Linked DNA regions of Homo sapiens: regions 1, 2 and 4 are each linked to region 3. A link is a loop called in an ENCODE intact Hi-C map of the cell type or tissue named here. Cell type or tissue: mammary epithelial cell. All regions are shown on one strand. Links, peaks and the distances in the headings refer to the core of each region. The heading gives the core; the rest is flanking DNA.

The links. A loop is a pair of places that touch in the nucleus more often than their neighbours do. Peaks named below come from ENCODE experiments on the same cell type or tissue, not always from the same donor. Only the 100,000 strongest peaks of a DNase experiment are listed, where the experiment ranks them.
Region 1: a loop joins it to region 3, with 8 times the contacts of the local background. A loop is called at or near these places in 19 of 110 quality-filtered maps.
Region 2: a loop joins it to region 3, with 16 times the contacts of the local background. A loop is called at or near these places in 2 of 110 quality-filtered maps.
Region 4: it touches region 3 in a loop (10-fold over the local background); 2 of 110 quality-filtered maps call a loop at or near these places.

Annotation. Positions count from the first base shown.
Region 1 is chr7:55,719,682-55,727,439 of GRCh38, forward strand. No RefSeq gene overlaps it. Among named protein-coding and RNA genes, the nearest start is that of SEPTIN14, 140 kb to the right of the region's middle. In mammary epithelial cell, for the core only: no CTCF peak of the experiment used is centred there; no DNase peak of the experiment used is centred there.
Region 2 is chr7:55,903,690-55,907,689 of GRCh38, forward strand. ZNF713 (zinc finger protein 713) reads left to right here. Exons shown (of 7, transcript NM_182633.3): 2 at 2,564-2,690. Among named protein-coding and RNA genes, the nearest start is that of ZNF713, 18 kb to the left of the region's middle. In mammary epithelial cell, for the core only: no CTCF peak of the experiment used is centred there; no DNase peak of the experiment used is centred there.
Region 3 is chr7:55,639,178-55,643,177 of GRCh38, forward strand. No RefSeq gene overlaps it. Among named protein-coding and RNA genes, the nearest start is that of VOPP1-DT, 68 kb to the left of the region's middle. In mammary epithelial cell, for the core only: a CTCF peak has its summit at 2,195 (motif pointing right); DNase peaks (open chromatin) are centred at 2,254 and 2,854; H3K27ac peaks cover 1,553 bases.
Region 4 is chr7:55,431,721-55,435,720 of GRCh38, forward strand. It overlaps LANCL2 (LanC like glutathione S-transferase 2), which reads left to right. Exons shown (of 9, transcript NM_018697.4): 9 at 1-2,017. It also overlaps a transcript of VOPP1 not described here. Among named protein-coding and RNA genes, the nearest start is that of LANCL2, 68 kb to the left of the region's middle. RefSeq lists enhancers at 1,584-1,633, 1,664-1,743. In mammary epithelial cell, for the core only: a CTCF peak has its summit at 1,668 (motif pointing right); no DNase peak of the experiment used is centred there.

The DNA.
Region 1 (7,758 bases), core at 1,973-5,972, 82 kb after region 3:
AGGTACTCGGGAGGTTGAAGTGAGAGGATCACTTGAGCTCAGGAGGTCAAGGCTGCAGTAAGCTGTGATCATGCCACTGCACTCGACCCTGGGCAACAGAACAAAAGACTCTGTCTAAGCCGGGCGCGGTGGCTCACGCCTGTAATCCCAACACTTTGGGAGGCTGAGGCGGGCGGATCACCTGAGGTCGGGAGTTAGAAACCAGCCTGACCAACACGGAGAAACCCTGTCTCTACTAAAAATACAAAAATCAGCTGGGCATAGTGCTGGGTGCCTGTAATCCCAGCTACTCAGGAGGCTGAGGCAGGAGAATCACTTGAACCTGGGAGGCGGAGGTTGCGATGAGCTGAGATCGCACTACTGTACTCCAGCCCAGGCACTAAGAGCGACACTCTATCCCAAAAAACAAAACAAAACAAAAAAACCACTCTGTCTAAACTAAAACAAAAACAAAACCACAACAACTCAGATATTTGCACACACATGTTCAACTCAGCACGATTTACAATAGCCAAAAGCTAGAAGCAATCTAAATGTCCATAGACAAATAAATGGATAAAAAATATGTGGTATACACACACAATGAAATATTATTCCGCCTTAAAAAGGAAGGAAATCCTATCACATGCTACAATATGGATGAACCTTGAGGACATTACGTAAAGTGAAATAAGCCAGTCACAGAAAGACAAATACTGCATGATTCCACGAATTATATGAGGTATCTAAAGTAGTTAAACTCATAGAAACAGAAAGTGGAATGTTGTTATCAGCGGACAAGGAAGAGGGAAAAATGAAGAGAAGTTGTTCAGTGGGCATAAAGTTTCAATTTTGCAGGATGGAAAAATTCTAGAGATATATTGCACAACAGTGTGAATATAGCTAACACTATTATACAGTTCAAAGTGGTTACAATGGTAAATTTGATGGTTTTTTTAAAGTAATAACAGAGTGGGTGTGTGCAAAGGTGTGTACAGAACACAGCAAAACACAAGGGATAGTACCTCTGTGGCTGGGTGGGGAATGCTGCTATCACACCTGAGCTTGAATGACAGAGACAGAGAGGGCAGCTAGGGGCTACCTGACAGAACTGGGCCCTTTAGTTTAGGGCCACAATCCATGGTGACCCTACAGACAGGAAGCCAGAGGAATACATACCTTCACCTCACTCTCTTCCCTCGCTTTGAACATCTGATGCCTGATAGGGTTTGGATCTGTGTCCATGCCAAATCTCATGTTGAAATGTAATCCCCAGTGTTGGAGGTGGGGCCTGGTGGGAGGGCTTAGCGCCATCCCCTCGGTGATGAATGAGTTCAGAGATCTGCTTGTTTAAAAGTGTGTGGCACCTCCCACCCTCTCTCTCTTGCTCCTGCTCTTGCCATGTGAGATGTCTGCTCCCCTTTTCCCTTCCACCATGACTATAAATCTCCTGAGGTCCTCACCAGAAGCTGACGACAGCATGCAATGCTTCCTGTACAGCCTGCAGAACTGTGAGCCAATTAAACCTCTTTTCTTATAAATTACCCAGCCTTGGGTATTTCTCTCCAGTGATGCAGGAATGGCTTATCACAATGTCCCAATGGCTGAACCCAACCAAAGCCAGAAGACAAAGGGTCATTAATGTAACCCATACTATGCACATGTAGTCCATACATGTCAGCCTCCCAGAGCAAAAAGCAAATGGAACAGGTGAAGGGTGGACCTAGAAAGGCAAATGGAAACCACCTAGCACATCCAACACCCTCCTTTCCTCTCCACCAGCTTGTTTTTGTCCCCTTCCATCACTGCCCCAGGGGAGTGATGGGAAAGTTGTCTGTAGCACCCTCTGATGATGCTCTTTAAAATTATTAACCCAAGGACCACTAAGACAAGAGACATCATAGTCAACACACTAAACTGCCTACACAAAAGCTCACATTATATTGGCAACACATTACTTGAGATAAATAACTATCCTCATGGCTATATTCTTTTTTTTTTTTTTTTGAGATGGCGTCTCACTGTCACCAAGGCTGGAGTGCAGTGGCACGATCTTGGCTCACTGCAACCTCTGCCTCTCATGTTCAAGCAATTCTCCTGCCTCAGCCTCCCTAGAAGCTGGGATTACAGGCACACACTACCACGCCCAGCTAATTTTTGTATTTTTAGTAAAGATTCGGTTTCACCATGTTGTCCAGGCTGGTCTTGAACTCCTGACCTCAGGTGATCCACCTGCCTTGGCCTCCCAAAGTGCTGGGATTAGAAGCATGAGCCACCTCGCCCAGCCCCCCAGGGCTATATATATATGTATATATATACACATATATATACATATATATATAAATATATATATGTATATATATATACATATATATAAATATATATATGTATATATATATACATATATATATAAATATATATATGTATATATATATACATATATATAAATATATATATATATATATTTTTTTTTTTTTTTAGATGGAGTCTCGCTCTGTCGCCCAGGCTGGAGTGCAGTGGTGCAATCTCGGTTCACTGCAACCTCCATCTCCCCGGTTCAAGCAATTCTCCTGTCTCAGCCTCCTGAGTAGCTGGGATTACAGGTGCATGTCACCACGCCCAGCTAATTTTTGTAATTTTAGTAGAGATGGGGTTTCACCATGTTGGTCAGGCTGACTTGAACTCCTGACCTCATGATCCACCTGCCTCGGCCTCCCAAAGTGCCGGGATCACAGGCATGAGCCACCGTGCCTGGCCCCCATGGCTATATTCTTAAGGCAGAATGGGGCTTCTAAATGTAGGTTTAAATCTGCAATAAGAACGAGCTTTTAAAAGGACAAATGACAGGCTGGGCATGGTGGCTCAAGCGGTAATCCCAGCAGTTTGGGAGGCCCAGGTGGGTGGATCACTTGAGCTCAGGAGTTCAAGACCAGCCTGGGCAACATGGCAAAACCTTGTCTCCACCAAAAATACAAAAATTAGCCAGGTGTGGTAGCACACACCTGTGATCCTAGCTACTCGGGTGGCTGAGGCATGAGAATTGCTTGAACCCAGGAGGCAGAGGTTGCAGTGAGCACCACTGCACTCCAGCCTGGGAAACAGAGTGAGACCCTGTCTCAAAAAGAAAGAAATAAAAAAAAAAGACTGCCATATTTTGAGAACCCATAACAGAAGGGAGGCAAAGTAAGGAAGAACAAGTCCACTGGGCACGGGAACTACCCTTTGGGGCCCTCAAAGTTGGTCCTGTCTCGCTTGGGCCAACTCAGATGGCTGACTCACAGGGGACCTGCTTGACGTTTGGACTGTGGTCCTGCCACCACCCTTCACGAATGGGACTGAAACTCACCTCCCCACTGGCCGCCTAGCTCCCAGCTGAGACTCACCCCCTCTGCTGGCTGAGTTTCACCACTGAGACTGATCTTACTGCAGACTTGAAAGCAGGGAGGCAGAGTTTGGCTTTTCTGCCTCCCACCTCCCTCTGCACACATTCACTCCCAAAGGGGACTCTGGGCTTTCTGGACCCTTTGCCTAAGACTATTTCCCTCAAACAGCCATCTCTACCAGTAGCTAATGAGACATGCCAGGGAGAAAAGAAAAGCAGTTAATGAACCGGCAAACTACCCAGATGGGAAAGTGTGAGAACGCTGCAGAGGAGGAAGGTTAGAGGAGGTGAGGGAGGAGAGAGGGAGCAAAAGGGAACAGAGAAGAAATGAGAGAGAACGCCTCCATTCATAGCTCCTCAGAGAATCAGACCCTGAAACATGAGCTGTTGGCTTGGATGGGCTTTGACCCATTAAAATATCATTAAATGAAAAACTTTGCAAAGCAAAGCAAAATCCATTGCTGTTATGGATTTTTGTTTTTAAGCAACTGCACAAGTTAAAATGTCAGATCCCTATAGATGATTCCCATTTTTCACAGGGCTTAGCCCAGTAAAATACCATACAGCCAAATTAAATTGTTAATATAAATGTGTAATTGCTGGCAATGACCCACAAATGAAAATTCAAGGCCCCGCTAAGAAGTCTTCACCAGGGGTGCTTGGCCAGCTGCCAATGGCCTCAGGAGACCGCAGTGAGAAGCAGCTAGGATCTTCCCCTAGTTAGCAGAAACGCACAGGGCTAATGCACGGTAGCAGCCTCCGTTTCAGCACTCCCCTTCTCCATAAAAAGAGCTGCGATGTGGAGTCACACTCTAAACAACTCCTAAGTTAGCATGTCCTGACCTGGCCAGTCGCTCTGACACCACTGCCCCTGTCAGGCCCCCCTGACTCCATCCTGGCTGCTGCCCAGCCCACTGGCTCTTCCCTGAGGACCAGTCCTGCTGAAAGGGTGAGCCTGGGCCCCCACTTAGGACCATGTGACTTAACACCCAATAGGGTGGACACCTGCCCCAAGCAGGACCCATCAGATTATTTCCTGGAAACCTAGAAGTGAGAAAGTCCAGTTTGTCGGCGTTGGTGCTGGATCCCAGAGGTCATGTGTGCAGCATGGGGAGCTTATTGGAGCACTCTTTTTCTAGTGGGAGAGAATGAAGCCCCGTTTGCAACCCCTTGGGGAGAGGCAGAAAGTCACCTCAGACCATGATTCTGGACCCTCACAAGGAATTGGAGATCCTTCCAACAAATTCCCACTCTTTTCTGCTTAAGTCTGCAGGACGGGCTTGTGTTCACCCCAACCCTGACTTGAGGGCAGGGACTTTTGTCAGCTTTATCCTCTGCTGTATCCCAGTACCTGGAATGTTAGAAGCTGGATGAATGCCTGTGTAAAATGAAGCCCCAATGAGGCTGATCTCTAGAATTTCTGCTTACACTATCAGTCCGTCCACTGAGCACCTCAATCCCCTTACTCCTCTGAACAAAAACCTTCCCTTCACAAGATTCTGAACAGAAGCATATATTCAGGGCAACTTGAATCCATGGGATGAAAAAAAAAAAATACCAAAGTCCACAACACCTAGCTCAGCCACCCAGGCCTCCCAAGGACTGGTTCTCCCACACCCTTCCAGTGCCAGGTCCTCTGCCTCCTGACCCAAATATTGGAGCCTCTCACTGTTCCTTGAGCATGCACTACTCAGGCCCAGACTCTGGTCCACCCCATCCACTCTCTTAAACACACTCCCCACTTCAAGGAATGAAATCCCATCCATGCTCAAGGCCCAACTCAAGCATCAGCTCCTCCTCAAAGCCTTTCATATGGCTTCAGCAAGAAGAAATCCTTCCCTCCCTGGAACGGGTAGAGGTATCTGTGCATAATACTCACAAGGCACTCACTGCATGCTGGCTGCTTTGTGTGAGGCATGAGAGCTCCCCAGTCCAGAATCTGAAGGTCAGTTATATTAGCTGGGTGGCCACTGTCCTCTCACCTTTCTGGGCCTGTCGCCCCACCCTCCCAACCCTCACTCCTACTGCTTTTTCTCCATAGTCCTCACCAACTTCTACTTTACCATATAACTTAAGAGTACGCCTGTCCTCTCACTAGTATGTAAGCTCCATGAGGGCAGAGATTTCTGTTTTATTCACTGTTACATCCTTGGCACCTGCAAGAGTTGGTACTCAGTAAATACCTGTTGGATGAATAAATGAATTCCAGCCTGGCCAAGGTGGCGAAACCCCATCTCTACTAAACATACAAAAATTAGCCAGGTGTGGTGTTGCAGACCTGTAATCCCAGCTACTCAGGGGGCTGAGGCACAAGAATTGCTTGAACCCAGGAAGCAGAGGCTGCAGTGATGTGAGACTGCATCACTGCACACCAGCCTGGGCAACAAAGTGAGACGCTGTCTCAAAAAAAAAAAAAAAGAATGAATAAATGAATGAATATACAAAATGAAGTTGACCCCTATTATTGAGTTCATGATTCTTTTATTTAGTTAGGTAGTTTTTGAGACGGAGTTTAGCTCTCGTTGCCCAGGCTGTAGTGCAATGGCGCGATCTCGACTCACCGCAACCTCCACCTCCCAGGTTCAAGCGATTCTCCTGCCTCAGCCTCCCGAGTAGCTGGGATTACAGGCATGCGCCACCACACCCGGCTAATTTTTTGTATTTTTAGTAGAGACGGGGTTTCTCCATGTTGGTCAGGCTGGTCTCCAACTCCCTCAGGTGATCTGCCCGCCTTGGCCTCCCAAAGTGCTGGGATTACAGGCATGAGCCACCGTGCCTGGCCGAGTCTGTGATTCTTTTAGAGCAGTGGTCCCCAACCTTTTTGGCCCCAAGGACCAGTTTCATGAAAGGAATTCACTTTTTCCGTGACCGGGGTGGGGGGATGGTTTTGGGATTATTCAGATACATTAAATTTATTGTGCACTTTATTTCCATTATTATTACACCGTAATATATAATGAAATAATTATACAACTCACCATAACGTAGAATCAGTGGGAGCCCTGAGCTTGTTTTCCTGCAACCAGGTGGTCCCATCTAGGGGTGATGGGAGACAGTGACAGATCATCACGCATTAGATTCTCATAAGGAGCACATAACCTAGATCCCTCCCATGTGCAGTACACAATAGGGTTCATGTGCCTATGAGAATCTAATGCCCCTGCTGATCTGACAGGAGGCCGAGCTCAAGCAGTGATGTGAGCAATGCGGAGACACTGTAAATACAGATGAAGCTTTGCTTGCTCACCTGCTGCTCACCTCCGGCTGTGCAGCCCGGTTCCTAACAGGCCACAGACCACAACAGGTCCATGGCTCAGGGGTTAGGGACCCCTGTTTTATTTATTTATTTACTATTTATTTATTTTTGTAAATTGATATCCCATTTCAGTACCCCTGTTTTAGAGCAATGGTTGTCAAAGTGTGGTCCTCAGACCAGTAGCATCAGCTGGGAACTTGTCAGAAAAGCAAATTCCTAGGCCCTATCCCAGAGCTACTGAATCGGAAACTGTAAAACAAGCTCTCTACATGATTCAGAAGTATATGTAGTTTAAACACTACTGTGCTAGAGCATCTAGAACTCTGTATACCCAAAAAGGTATGTGGTAGGCACATAATAATATTTATCAAAAGACAAGCCTGGACCTGGGGGTCTGCAGACACACCCCTGAGCTCCTCCCCAGTGAATTTTCGTCATCCTTGGGTCTTATCCCTGCCATCCCAGGATTCCATCCTAACCTCCCCCACACACAGACACAAAAACATATAGTTAAACCTTCTCTGTGCTTTCATAGCTACTTACCTTTCTTCTATCATATACATGGGTGGACTACAGACCATAGATTATGGCCATGAACTACCTGGGTTCAAATCTCCACTCAACCACTTAGTAGTTATGTTCCTTGGGCAAATCATTTGAACTTTCTGAGCCTCAGTTTCTTCATTTGTAATGAGGTACCTACCTCACTGTCTTGTGAAGTTAAACAAATTATTCTAAGATTAAATGAGTTAACATATGTGAAGGCACATGGTAAGGACTGTGTGTGAACTCTATGAGAGACAGAGTGTGTGCTACTGTCTTACTGTACTTATCGCACTATGTTGTAATAGCCTAGGCTGTAAGTGGTAGGGATGGGGAAGAAGCATACTAGACTAGGACTAGTCTCTGTCTTGAGGGATAGATGCTGAAAAATGTTTGATGAAGGGATGGTAGATCCTCCATGCTCTTTCAACTGCCCTACACTGCCTCACAGTGGCTGCCAGCCCTAGAGATGCTCTAGATAGTAGGACAACTTGTTCTACTGGAATTAATTACCATCAGCTCAAGCAAGAAATTCTTCCCTATGAAAGAAGCACATGAAAGAAGATACACAAATGGTCAATACGCACATGATGCTCAA
Region 2 (4,000 bases), core at 1-4,000, 260 kb after region 3:
CTACCTGGAAAAGGAAGATGTAAATGAGCAACCTCACCTGGTCTGTGATGTCAAAATCTTCCCTGAGACCTGAAAAAGGAGTAGATATCATGGGGGTGGATGGAGGGCACATGGCACGTTTCAGCACCTAACAGCAGGTCCGTGTGAATGAAGCCTCGAGCAAACAGGAGAGTAACTGCAGAGAGCAGAAAGCAGTCAGTCGTAGGATTCTTTATGGCTTTCTACTCCAACCTAAGAGTGGCAGGATGCCCTGAATAATTTTAAGTGTGGGACTGATATGATCAGGTTTTTGTCTTTTTAAGATCCCTGTAAGTCAACTACAGAGGAAAAAGAGTAGATCTTGGGAAAACCTAAGAAGCAGCAACACATAAAAGGCAGGCAAAGGAAAAAGAGACTAGATCACAGCTCCCTGAGAGAGACGGTGGAAGTAAAGCAAGAGTCACCAGTCACCAGTCACCCGTATCAGATACTGTCTTGGAAGAAGTAATGAGGTCAGGCCAGGCCTGATGGCTCACACCTGCAATCCCAGCACCAGGCCGAGGCGGGTGGATCACTTGAGCTAAGGAGTTTGAAACCAGCCTCGGCAACGTGGTGAAACCTCACTTCTACTAAAAATACAAAAATTAGCCAGGCATGGTAGTGTACACCTGTAATTCCCAGCTACTTGGGAGGCTGAAGTGGGAGGACAGCTTGGGTCCAGGAGGCAGAGGTTGCAGTGAGCTAAGATCACACCACTGCACCCTAGCCAGGACAACAGAGCCAGACTGTATCTTTAAAAAAAAAAAAAAAAAAAAAAAAAGTAATGAGGTCCATTGCATGAACAACAACATAAAGGTTTTTGGTGGTCATAACCAGAGCAGTTTCAGCAGAGTACTGAGGGCAGAACAAAAGCCAGACTATAGAGAACTGAGAAATGGGCGATGAGGAAGTAGAGAAAGTATTGACAATTTTTTGAAGAGTTGTGGCCTTGAAAAAAAGAGAGGATGGTAGTTGCAAAAGGGGTGTGTGGCCAGTGAGAGTTTTTAATGTTGGAGAGACATTAAATTATTATTATTTTGAGACGGTCTCACTCTGTCACCCAGGCTGGAGTGCAGTGGCTTGATCTCTGCTCACTGCAATCTCCACCCCCTCGGCTCAAGCATTTCTTGTGCCTCAGCCTCCCAAGTAGCTGGGATTACAGGCATGCACCACCACACCCGGCTAATTTTTGTACTTTTAGTAGGGACGGGGTTTCACCATGTTGATCAGGCTGGTCTCGAACTCCTGACCTCAATGATCCACCCACCTCATCCTCCCAAAGTGCTGGATTACAGGTGTGAGCCACCATGCCCAGCCTAATTTCTTTCCTTTTAAGCCACTCTTCTCTTCACTTTCTTCCCTATCCAGTCTAGATCCCACTGTCTAGTGTTTTCTAAGGTAAGAAAGATTTCAGAAGGGGCGTGGCCTCCGAAGTGGGTGACTGAAGTAGAAAGATAGTGAAAAACATTGAGGTTGAAGAAGTCAAGGAAATGAAAGGTTCCAGTAGTTGTTCCGAACTCTGGCTCGGATCAAAATCACTTGTGGGGCATTTAAAAAATATGTAGATGGCAGATTTTCACCTCTCAGATTCTGACCTAGGAGCTCTCTGGTGGAACCTGGATGTCTATGTATTTATATCTGTGTATTTTAAAATCACTACATTAGACTCATTACTACACTAGTGTGTCTAATGCACAGCTCAGACAGAACCACTACACAGGCAGTGAGCTTCACTGGTATTCCTTAGGCATGGATTTTGGTATCCATGGGGGTTCTGGAACCAGTGTAACAGACATAAAATACTAATTTAGCACACTTTGGGAAAACTACAATTAGGTAATCTCTGGAGCCCTCTTCAGTTTGTACTGAAAAGAAAAATGGATCAGTCTGAGCTGTTCTGCACCCTGGGTGCAGAACATCACCCCACTGCACCCATTGCAGGGCGCACATGTTTAGAGTCATTTTGTTCCAGACTGACCCATTATCTTCACGTTCCTGGAATTTATGATACAAAGAATAATGTATAGCCAATCAATACCTTATGTGATTTTGATGTAGATTTTTGGTAAACAGCTCAGGAACTGCTCCTTATTTTCCTTTAAAAATCCACTTATGGCTGGGCGCGGTGGCTCATGCCTGTAATCCCAGCACTTTGGGAGACCGAGACGGGCGCATCACCACATCAGGAGTTCGAGACCATCCTGGCCAACATGATGAAACCCCGTCTCTACTAAAAATACAAAAATTAGCTAGGTGTGGTGGTACACGCCTGTAGTCCCAGCTATTTGGGAGGCTGAGGCAGAAAAATCACTTGAACCTGGGAGGCAGAGGTTGCAGTGAGCTGAGATCGCACCACTGCATTCCAGCCCAGGCGACAGTGCGAGACTCTGACTCAAAAAAAAAAAAAAAAATCCACTTATAACTGCTGTTAATCAGAGTGTATTTTCATGGCAACTTGAATCTATGCTCCCAAGTTGCAGTCCTCAAGCTTGGCCCAAATAAGCTCTCCGCTTAGATTAACTTTGCCTCAACTTCTTCCTTTTAGGTCAACATACCTGGCCTAAGGAGGCAGGATTGAGTGACTCTCACTCACCACTGGTGTTGCTCTTTGAAAGTGGCGCTTGGCACCAGCATGAACTCCCCATCCTCAGCAATCCCATCAGGTGTTTTGGGTAAGTTCTCCTGAATTCAGACCTCCCATTATTTGGGTGAAGGTGTAGACATTATTTGGGCTGTTTTTCAAACCTTCCCTTTTCCTTAAGAGTGAGGGCTTCAATCTCTGTCTTTGCACAGGAGATTCAGGTCAAGATATCTGCAGAGAACTGCCTTTTTTTTTCTGCCTCTGTCACAGCGGAAAGTTCAGGTCAAGGTTTTTCTGCTTCTGCCTCAGGACGGGAGGTTAGGGTAAGGGATTGGCAGTGTGGCACCTATGGTCTCATTTTATACAGCATGCTTTTAAGATTGCAGCTGTGTTTTATTTTTGGGAATTGGGGCTTGGTTTTTCATTTGTGACCATCACCAGCTGGGTTTGTGTATGACACTTATGGGGCGTCCTCTCGTAAATATCTAGGAAAGTGGACCCACCTAACACATGGTGGTCGTAAGCAGCAGTAGCCAAAAATGGGATCCTTTGAAATGTAAAGTAATTCATTTGCATACACAATTAAGGGGGAAAAGCTGGTTTTAGAACCAGACAACCTGAAGAGGAGACCTACTTTAGGTTTGTCCCAGCTGAAATCTGATAAGAAATTTGGAAAGACTTTTTATGTTACAGCTCTGTGGTCAGAAATCAGCTTAATTAAAAGCCTATATTTAGGTTATAACGTTTTCTGGAGCAAGGAAGGCCTCTCCACTTTTTTCTCTTTTAGATCCTGTTTCTGGGAATTTTTTTAGCCAGCTGAAGTCCCTTTTTAAATGTGTTCCTTCCCTGTTTGCTTCCTATGTTGGCATTTTTGCTGAGAAAAATGTAAAACTTCATTGGCCTTTTTGAAAGCTTTTGTAGAAGGAGCACTGTGGACGCATTGCATAGCCTGGTATTATGGTGTTTCCTTCTTTTGGGGCACTGGGGATTAAATATAAAAGTGAGATTTTTGATTTTTAAATATCTAGGTGCACTGCCTTCCAGTTGTGCCTGCCTTTCATGTATTTAAATATTAGGCCCTGGAAACTGCAGATACTTTCTTTGTCCTGTATTCATTAAAGGGCTTCATCCTGAAGTTAGTTCGTTCATGTTTCTGCAGAAGACATGATTTCATTCTTTTTTGTGGCTGCATGGTATTCCACGTGCAGGTTTGTTACATAGACATGTTGCGTAGCAATGTGGTCTGGGTTTCTGATGTATGCATCACTCTAATAGTGAACATTGCACCTAGTAGGTAATCTTTCAACCCTAACCCTTGTCCCACCCTCCCTCCTTTTGGAGTCTCCAGTGTCTGTTGTTCCCCTCTGTATGTCTACATGCACCCATTGTTTAGCTCCCACT
Region 3 (4,000 bases), core at 1-4,000:
ATTCTTTTGATAAATAAGTACTGATAAATAAGTACTATTGTCGTTTTGTGATTTGTATCTTTGTTGTTTTGTAACTCCTCTCTTTCTCACTGTCTCTTCTTCGTGGTTAATTTTCTATGGTACTGTGTTTTAATTTGTTGCTTTTTTATTTTCAGTGTATTTATTAGAAAATTTTGCTCTGTGATTATGAAGATTACAAAAATATCTTAAAGTGATGACTTTGATCACAAAGAAAATAATATAAACTAAGAAAGCTCTACACTTCATCTTCTCCCCATTTTGAATTTCATTGTGTCACTTTATGTATCTTTGTATTTCTTCTCTCTTAACAGGTTTCTGTAGATACTTTTGTTTTTCATAGATTTGTCTTTTAGTCATCACACTAAAGTGATAAGTGGACTGCATACTACAGTTACAAAATTTTGAGTTTGTCTGTTGGCTTATTTTTACCAATGAGTTTTATAACTTTAGATGTTTTCTTTTTTGCACATTTGCGTTTTTCTCTTTTCAGACTGAAGAAATTTCTTTGGCATTTCTTGTGAGATGGGTCTGATGAGATGCATTCTCTTAACTTTTGTTTGTCTGAGAAACACTATCTCCCCTTCATGTTTGAAGGATAGCTTTGCTGGTTACAGTATTCACAGTTGACAATTTTAGTCTTTCAGCACTTTACATGTACTCCCACTTTCTCCTGGGTTGGACAGTTGCCATTTAGAAGTCTGCTGCCAGTCAGATTGGAGCTCCTTTATATTATTCACTTATTTTCCCTTGCTGCTTTTAGTAGTTTATTTGTCTTAGGCCTTTGAGGGTTTTATTATCCTATGCCCTAGGGTAATCTTATTTGGCTTTACTCTGTCTGGTGATCTCTGACCTTCTTATACTTGGAGATTTATGTCTTTCTCAAGTTTTGGAAAGTTTTCTGTTATTATTTCTTTGAATAGACTTTCTTTTTTTCCCTTTTTCTTTTCTGAGAAGGAGTCTCACTCTGTCACCCAGGCTGGAATGCAGTGGCATGATCTCAGCTCACTGCAACCTCTGACTCCCAAGTTCAAGCAATTATTTTGCTTCAGCCTCCCAGGTATCTGGGATTACAGCTGCGTACCACCACATCCGGTGAATTTTTGTATTTTTAATAGAGACAAGGTTTCACCATGTTGGTCAGGCTGGTCTGGAACTCCTGACCTTCAGTGATCCACCTGTCTCAGCCTCCCAAAGTGCTGGGATTACAGGCATGAGCCACTGCACCCTGCCTCTTTGAATAAACTTTCCATTCCTTGCTTTTGCTCAGCTTCCTCTTGAACACCAGTAATTCTTAGATTTACTATTTCAATGTGATTGTCTATATCTTATAGGCATGCTTTATTACTTTTCATTCTTTTATCTCGTCTGTGTATTTTCCATTAGCCTGTCTTTAAGCTCACTGATTTCTTTCTCTGCTTGATGCATCTGCCATTGAGAGCCTCTCATGAATTTTTGTTCAGCAGATGTACTTCTTAGTTTTAGGATTTCCGTTTGATGTTTTTAAAAAATCATTTCAATCTTTTTCCTTAAATTTATCTGATAAATTTCTTAATTGCTTTTCTGTATTATTTTGTATATCACTGAATTTCCTTAAAAATACTACTTTGGGGCTGGGTGCAGTGGCTCACGCCTGTAATCCCAGCACTTTGGGAGACTGAGGCGGGCAGATCACGAGGTCAGGAGTTCGAGACCAGCCTTGCTAACATGGTGAAACTCCGTCTCTACTAAAAAAATACAAAAGTTAGCAGGGTATGGTGGCGGGCACCTGTAATCCCAGCTACTCGGGAGGCTGAGGGAGGAGAATCACTTGAACCTGGGAGGCAGAGGTTGCAGTGAGCCGAGATCGTGCCATTGCACTCCAGTCTGGGTGACAAGAGCAAGACTCTGTCTCAAAAAAAAAAATACTATTTTGGATTCTTGATCAGAGAGCCCACCTATCACTGTTTAGTTAGTGTTGGCCAGTGGCTTCTTGCTTTGTCCACTCGGGAAGATTATGGTTTTTTTGTTTGCTGTTTTTTCTTATGAATGTACATCTACGTCTCTGCATTAAAGGATTAGTTATTCATTCGAATCTTCTCTGTCTGGCTTGTTTAATTTTCTATCGGGTGTGTTAGAGATTGTTTGCAATTTACCTTGAATATCCTTTTTGCTATGTCACTACCTCCTTTATGGCACTAGATGGCACCTTAATCCCAGGTTTGCCTCAGCTCTAGCAACCATTCAGAGCACTTCTTGTGCCAGATGAGGGAAGTCCTAAAGGGAATACCAGGGAAGCTTGGCAAGGCTAGCTAGGGATTTATGGTCTGAGAACCTATGAAACATAGCTCCTACAGCATGGTGTTACTGAACAGCCACTGTGATTTGGCATCTCCTTTGGCTAAATAACTAAATTTCCCAGGCTGGGGATACTAGTTGCAACCTAATCTCTTTGTTTCTGGGTGTCCTCAGGAGTTTTTCTCCCTTAAGGCACTGGCTATACTTCTTGTGGGTGTCTTCTGCCTGGAATCCCAAGATGATGGGAAAGCTGGTTGTCTTCCTTAATCTTCTTCTTCATCTTTTTTTTTTTTTTTTTTTTGGTCTAGTAAGATTTAATAGTGAAAAATTATCTGCACACTTGGTGTCTGGCAGATTTGTGCTAGGATGTCAGGAATATAAAAGTCTTACTCTTTTATGTCTGCATGGATTTTTTCACTTCTCCATTATTTCAGTAACTATCTTATTCACATATTTGAGTTCTGTGATATTGCTGATGATAATCTTGGTGCTGTGCATTTGTTTAAGATTTCCTGTGGGTCAGGAAGTGGAAACCAGCTTGCTTCTACTCAGCCTTTTTGGTGATGTCACTGCCCTTATGAATTTTGAAAGCTTTACTGTGAAGGGTGTTAAATGAGTAACATGTAGTAAGGTATTTGTAGACACATACTTAAAAGATATTTCTAAGATGTTGCTGGAAAAATGAATTTGTAAATGTATTAATTTAGTGATTTCAAGTGTTTACCAATTGCAAATATATAATAAAATGTTTAAATATGTTTATTTAAAGAATACCTTTAAATAAACCTCTTAAAATCTTTGTTGTGAAGACTGTTCTTTTAGTAAGTGGATATGTGTGTGAGGTTGTAGACACTTACATTAAAGATAATTCTAATAATGTTATTTATTAGATGAGTTGGTTACTATGTTAACTCATTGAATGCAAGTGCTTACCACATTATAAAGTATGCAATAATGTGTTTAAACATGTTTTAAAAGATGCTTTTGTTATTCATTTTAAGAGCTTTGTAATGAAGAGTGTTATTTCAGTGAGTGGATGTAATACTATGTAGGGAATAGTTAGTAGACACATGGCTAAAAGATGATCTAAGTGTGTCATTGATAAAATGAGTTGGTGACTATGTTAATTCAGTGAATGCAAGTATTATCAAACTGGAATGTATGTAATAAAGTGTTTAAACATGGTTCTTTAAAGATTTTTCTTACCACGCATTTTATTTTATTTATATATATATTTTTTGAGATGGAGTCTCACTCTGCCACCCAGGCAGGAGTGCAATGGTGCAATCTTGGCTCACTTCAACTTCCTGTGCCCCCCAGGTTCAAGTGATTCTCCTGCCTCGGCCTCCCAAGTAGCCGGGACTACAGGTGGATGCCACCAGGCTCGGCTAATTTTCTTTGTACTTTTAGTAGAGACAGGGTTTCACCATATTGGCCAGGCTAGTCTCGAACTTCTGACCTCAGGTGATCTTCCCGCCTCAGCCTCCCCAAGTGCTGGGATTACAGGTGTGAGCCACCGCGCCCAGCCTCTTTCCATGCATTTTAAAAGCTTTGTTCTGAAAATTGTTACATCAGTGAGTGAACGTGGCTCACTGTAAAGTGTTTATAAGCACATGCTTAAAAGATGATTCTAAAAATGTTACTGATGAGTTGATAATAGTGTTAATTCAGTGAATGTAAGTATTAATTAAATGCAAGTGTTTAC
Region 4 (4,000 bases), core at 1-4,000, 210 kb before region 3:
CTATCTTGTATATCAGAAAGATTATCTAGGGTCTATCCTAGTGATAATACATTGTCAGCCTTTTCTGTGGCACCTTCCAGATGAGAATGAGGGAGCGACCACTCCAAGGACGGACAGGACCAGCAGTTCTGCAGGGGCGTGCTGGGGTGGTTTGGGAGTGCACAGCTGAACGCTTCCCGTTTGGATTTTACACTCACCTTCGTGTTTTAAAGAAGCCTCAGAGTGCATTGCAGCTCTGTCAGGGCCCCATTCCCAGCAGAGGCTTCAGGTGCTTTGTGTAGAGTCCAGGGCAGCTGGAGCTTTGTTGGGGAGACTTCTGGACCCAAAGGGAGCTTTCCCAAGAAGCCTTTGATGGCCACACTGTAGGCAGCAGTGACTAAGCACTGGCAGTTCCAGAACATTTACCCAGGTATATGTTACTAAAACAGGCTCCACCTCAGTTTATCAACATTATAAGTTACTGTTCTAAGAAAAGTAAATACAGTTCCAGATGGGTTATTGCAGATTAACAGAAAGACACTCAACTGGACTCATGTCCCTGCAATTAAACTTACTTCAACCTTTTGGAAAGTTATCAAAATCTAAATTTGGAATGAATGCATTTCCTATTTTTTGTCTACTTTTGGGTGATAAAAAGTACTAGCCCTTATTTATAGATATGAGAAACATAATGTTCTAACCAACAACATTATGGTATTTGTGTGACTTTTATTTGAAAAAATGTGAGCAGTAATTTGGGTTAGCCTACCTTCATTAATTCTATCACATAGATTTCAGTTTTTAGAAGGGTTTCTGTCATCATGGAAGAGGTGGTCTGGGACTAGGTACTTCTCGTCTTGTGAGCTAAGGCTTGTGTCATGAAAGACAAGAGGCCTCTCTTAACAGCCCAGTCCTTGTCTGCAGGGGGAGGCCTGAGCATTTCCCAGCCCCAGTGTCCACACCTCTCAGAAAAGAGAAAAAAGAATGTCAGTTTAGGAGAAAAGCTTCCTTTTTACTTGTGTGGTTATGTGTGGGGCTGGCACCCGAAATGTGTGACATTCAGCTTCTAAACGATGCCTGGAGAGTCTGTTTGCTGCAGACACCCTTGCTCCTGAGTCATTATTTTCTTTCATGTTAGATTGATGACTTCTGTGAATAGAAATCATCCTGATCCTATTTTACCTGGCCTCCAGGGCCTGTTGATGGGCTTTGCAGGCAGTCCAGCAGCCCACACCTGCAGGCAGGATGCTGTCGTCAATGAGCTGAGGGTAGCTGCTTTGCTGAAGACCTCACACGATGTCCAATCTCATCCAAATAACATTGTTCCCATCCTCCCCACCCACCACATCAAAACATAACACATCACAGCACTCAGTAGAGGTCCTGCCTCCCCATTTCTCAAGGGAAGCCAGTAGGCAACACAGCCAGCACGGTGCTCTCCAGGGCAGCCCCTCTCAGACGAGGAGGCAGCGGGTGCAGCCAGGTGTCTGCAGAGCAGCCACAAAGGTGGCCTAGGATGCGGGTGTCTCCCCAGGTGAGTCCATCCACACACGTTTGAAAAACACTATTAGTCTTTCTAACACACTGAGGGAAAGATTAAAATCTGTGGAATAAAGGAGGAGATTTTATTTACAGATTTTTTTAAAAGCCACCTGGGTTGACACCTTCCTACTTATCCACTAGATGTCATCAGAGGTGCTGTTCCGTGGTTCTGCATTAACCCCTGCCTCATGTCTGTAACATGTGACAGTAATTCCAGCTCGGTCCCTCCAGGCAAAGGAGAAACGGGACTTACTTCACAGGACAGAGGATTGACAGAAGTCAGTTTAAGATAAGTGTTTGAATCAGATTTCAGTACATCTCATTCATTTCTTAGATTTGTATTCACAATTGTGTTCTCTAAAATGTGTCTAAATTTTAAAAATATGTACATGCATAATGTCATTTTAAAATCTGAAGGAAAGAATTTGAAGTCCACAAAAAGTGTTTGAGGTTCTTTGGTTTTGTTAGTAAAAGCCAGTTCTGTGGTGATGACCTATGGAATCGTCATTCGTTTTCATTTCTCCGTGTTTGAGAGTGACATTGGTTAGGAGCAATGGCGACTGTTCCGAAGGTTGGATTCTTCACTTAAAAATGCGGCAGTTGCGGCTGGGCATGGTGGTTCATGCCTGTAATCCCAGCACTTTGGGAGGCCGAGTTGGGCGGATGATGAGACCATACTGGCCAACATGGTGCAACCCCATCTCTACTAAAAATATAAAAATTAGCTGGGCGTGGTGGCGGACACTGTAGTCCCAGCTACTCGGGAGGCTGAGGCAGGAGAATCGCGTGAACTGGGGAGGTGGAGGTTGGAGGTTGCACTGAGCTGAGATCACAACACTGCACTCCAGCCTGGTGACAGAAGGAGACTCCATCTCAAAAAAAAAAAAGTGGCAGTTGCTCGCCTTATGATGTTCTAGTTGCAGGTTTCTTTTTCTTTCTTTTTTTTTTTTTTTTTTGAGACTGAGTTTCACTCTTGTTTCCCAGGCTGGAGTGCAATGGCGCAATCTTGGCTCACTGCAACCTCCACCTCCCAGGTTCAAGCGATTCTCCTGCCTCAGCCTCCCGAGTACCTGGGATTATAGGCGCGAGCCACCATGCTTGGCTAATTTTGTATTTTTAGTAGAGATGGGGTTTCACCGTATCAGCCAGGTTGGCCTCGAACTCCTGACCTCAGGAGATCCACCCGCCTCAGCCTCCCAAAGTGCTGGTATTACAGGCGTGAGCCACTGCGCTCAGCCCTAGTTGCAGGTTTCTATCTATAAGTACATTCTTTTTGATTCCAACAACAAGACCTTTGGAACCCTGGGTCAGAAGAGCCACATCTATCAAGCTCCCTCCTTGTGATGGGCCCTTTGTTTTCACAGCAGCACTGGGAAGGGGGACTGTTGTAATTAACACTTTCTCACAGACGAGACAGTGCCAGACTTGCCCAGCATCTCACAGCCCGCGTGTGGGACAGTCGGGTCAGACTCAGGTGCTGCTCATGGTGCTAAGTTGCACCCACTCCCTCTTCCCCTGGGTGCTCGATGCAGAAGGAAAGCCACGGAAACCCAGGAAGGCCCTGCGACATGACCATGAGCACATGGCTAGTGAACAGAAAAGCAGGACGGACCATATAGGGCTGCTTCCTCTGGCCCTGTCATATCTGCTCCCCCACAGCCTTCTAGGTGGGGAGGGACCCTACAGCCATTTGTCGGAATTGAAACTGCTTTTTAGCTTAGGCAGTTTTCACATCTGTTGCTTCATTTGCTAAATTTACAAATACAATGGTCCAAGTTTAAAGTCCAGGTTCCCTAAGACGTCTTTACAAACCATCTCCACTCCCGCCCAGGCTCTGCGCCGCGACTTCTATGGCTCTACCTTTCATGAGCCTCATAGTCTGGTGAGAGACTGGATGTGTAATGTGGATGGGACCATTGGTGGTCCTCAGGAGGCATTGAGCCCACTACGTTGCATGCAGAATTCTGTGTGCATATGATTACTGACATGGAGAGAGGGTTCCCAGTTTTCATTACCGCTTCAAAGCGGTGTGTGACCCGAAAAAGGTGAAGTTTCAGGCTGGGGGGTAAAGAAGTGTGTGTGGGCCAGCCGGGCTTCAAAGCATGGAGCCGGGGGTGCTGTGGGAGGCGGACATGGCAGCAGGATTGGATCAGGAGGTGCCGTCGCATTTAGGAAGACCCCTCCTGTGGTAGAAGATGCTGCCAGCAGGTCCTGACTTTTCCACATCAGTGTCAAAGTCCAGCGTGACCAAGTCCCTGGTGCCTGTCAGCCTCTTCTCTGCTTCCTGGTACACAGCTGTGGGCATAGGAAGTGGTGGTCCAGGCAGCACAGTACGCAGCCCCGAGTGAGCCGGCCAGTGCGCTTCTGGAAGGCTATTCCATCCATTGTCTCCTGTCAGAGGCAGGGCTCCTTTATGATCCTGTTTTACCCAGGCTGCAGCTCCCCAGAGGCTGAGGCGCAGGGGCTCTCAGATGCCTGG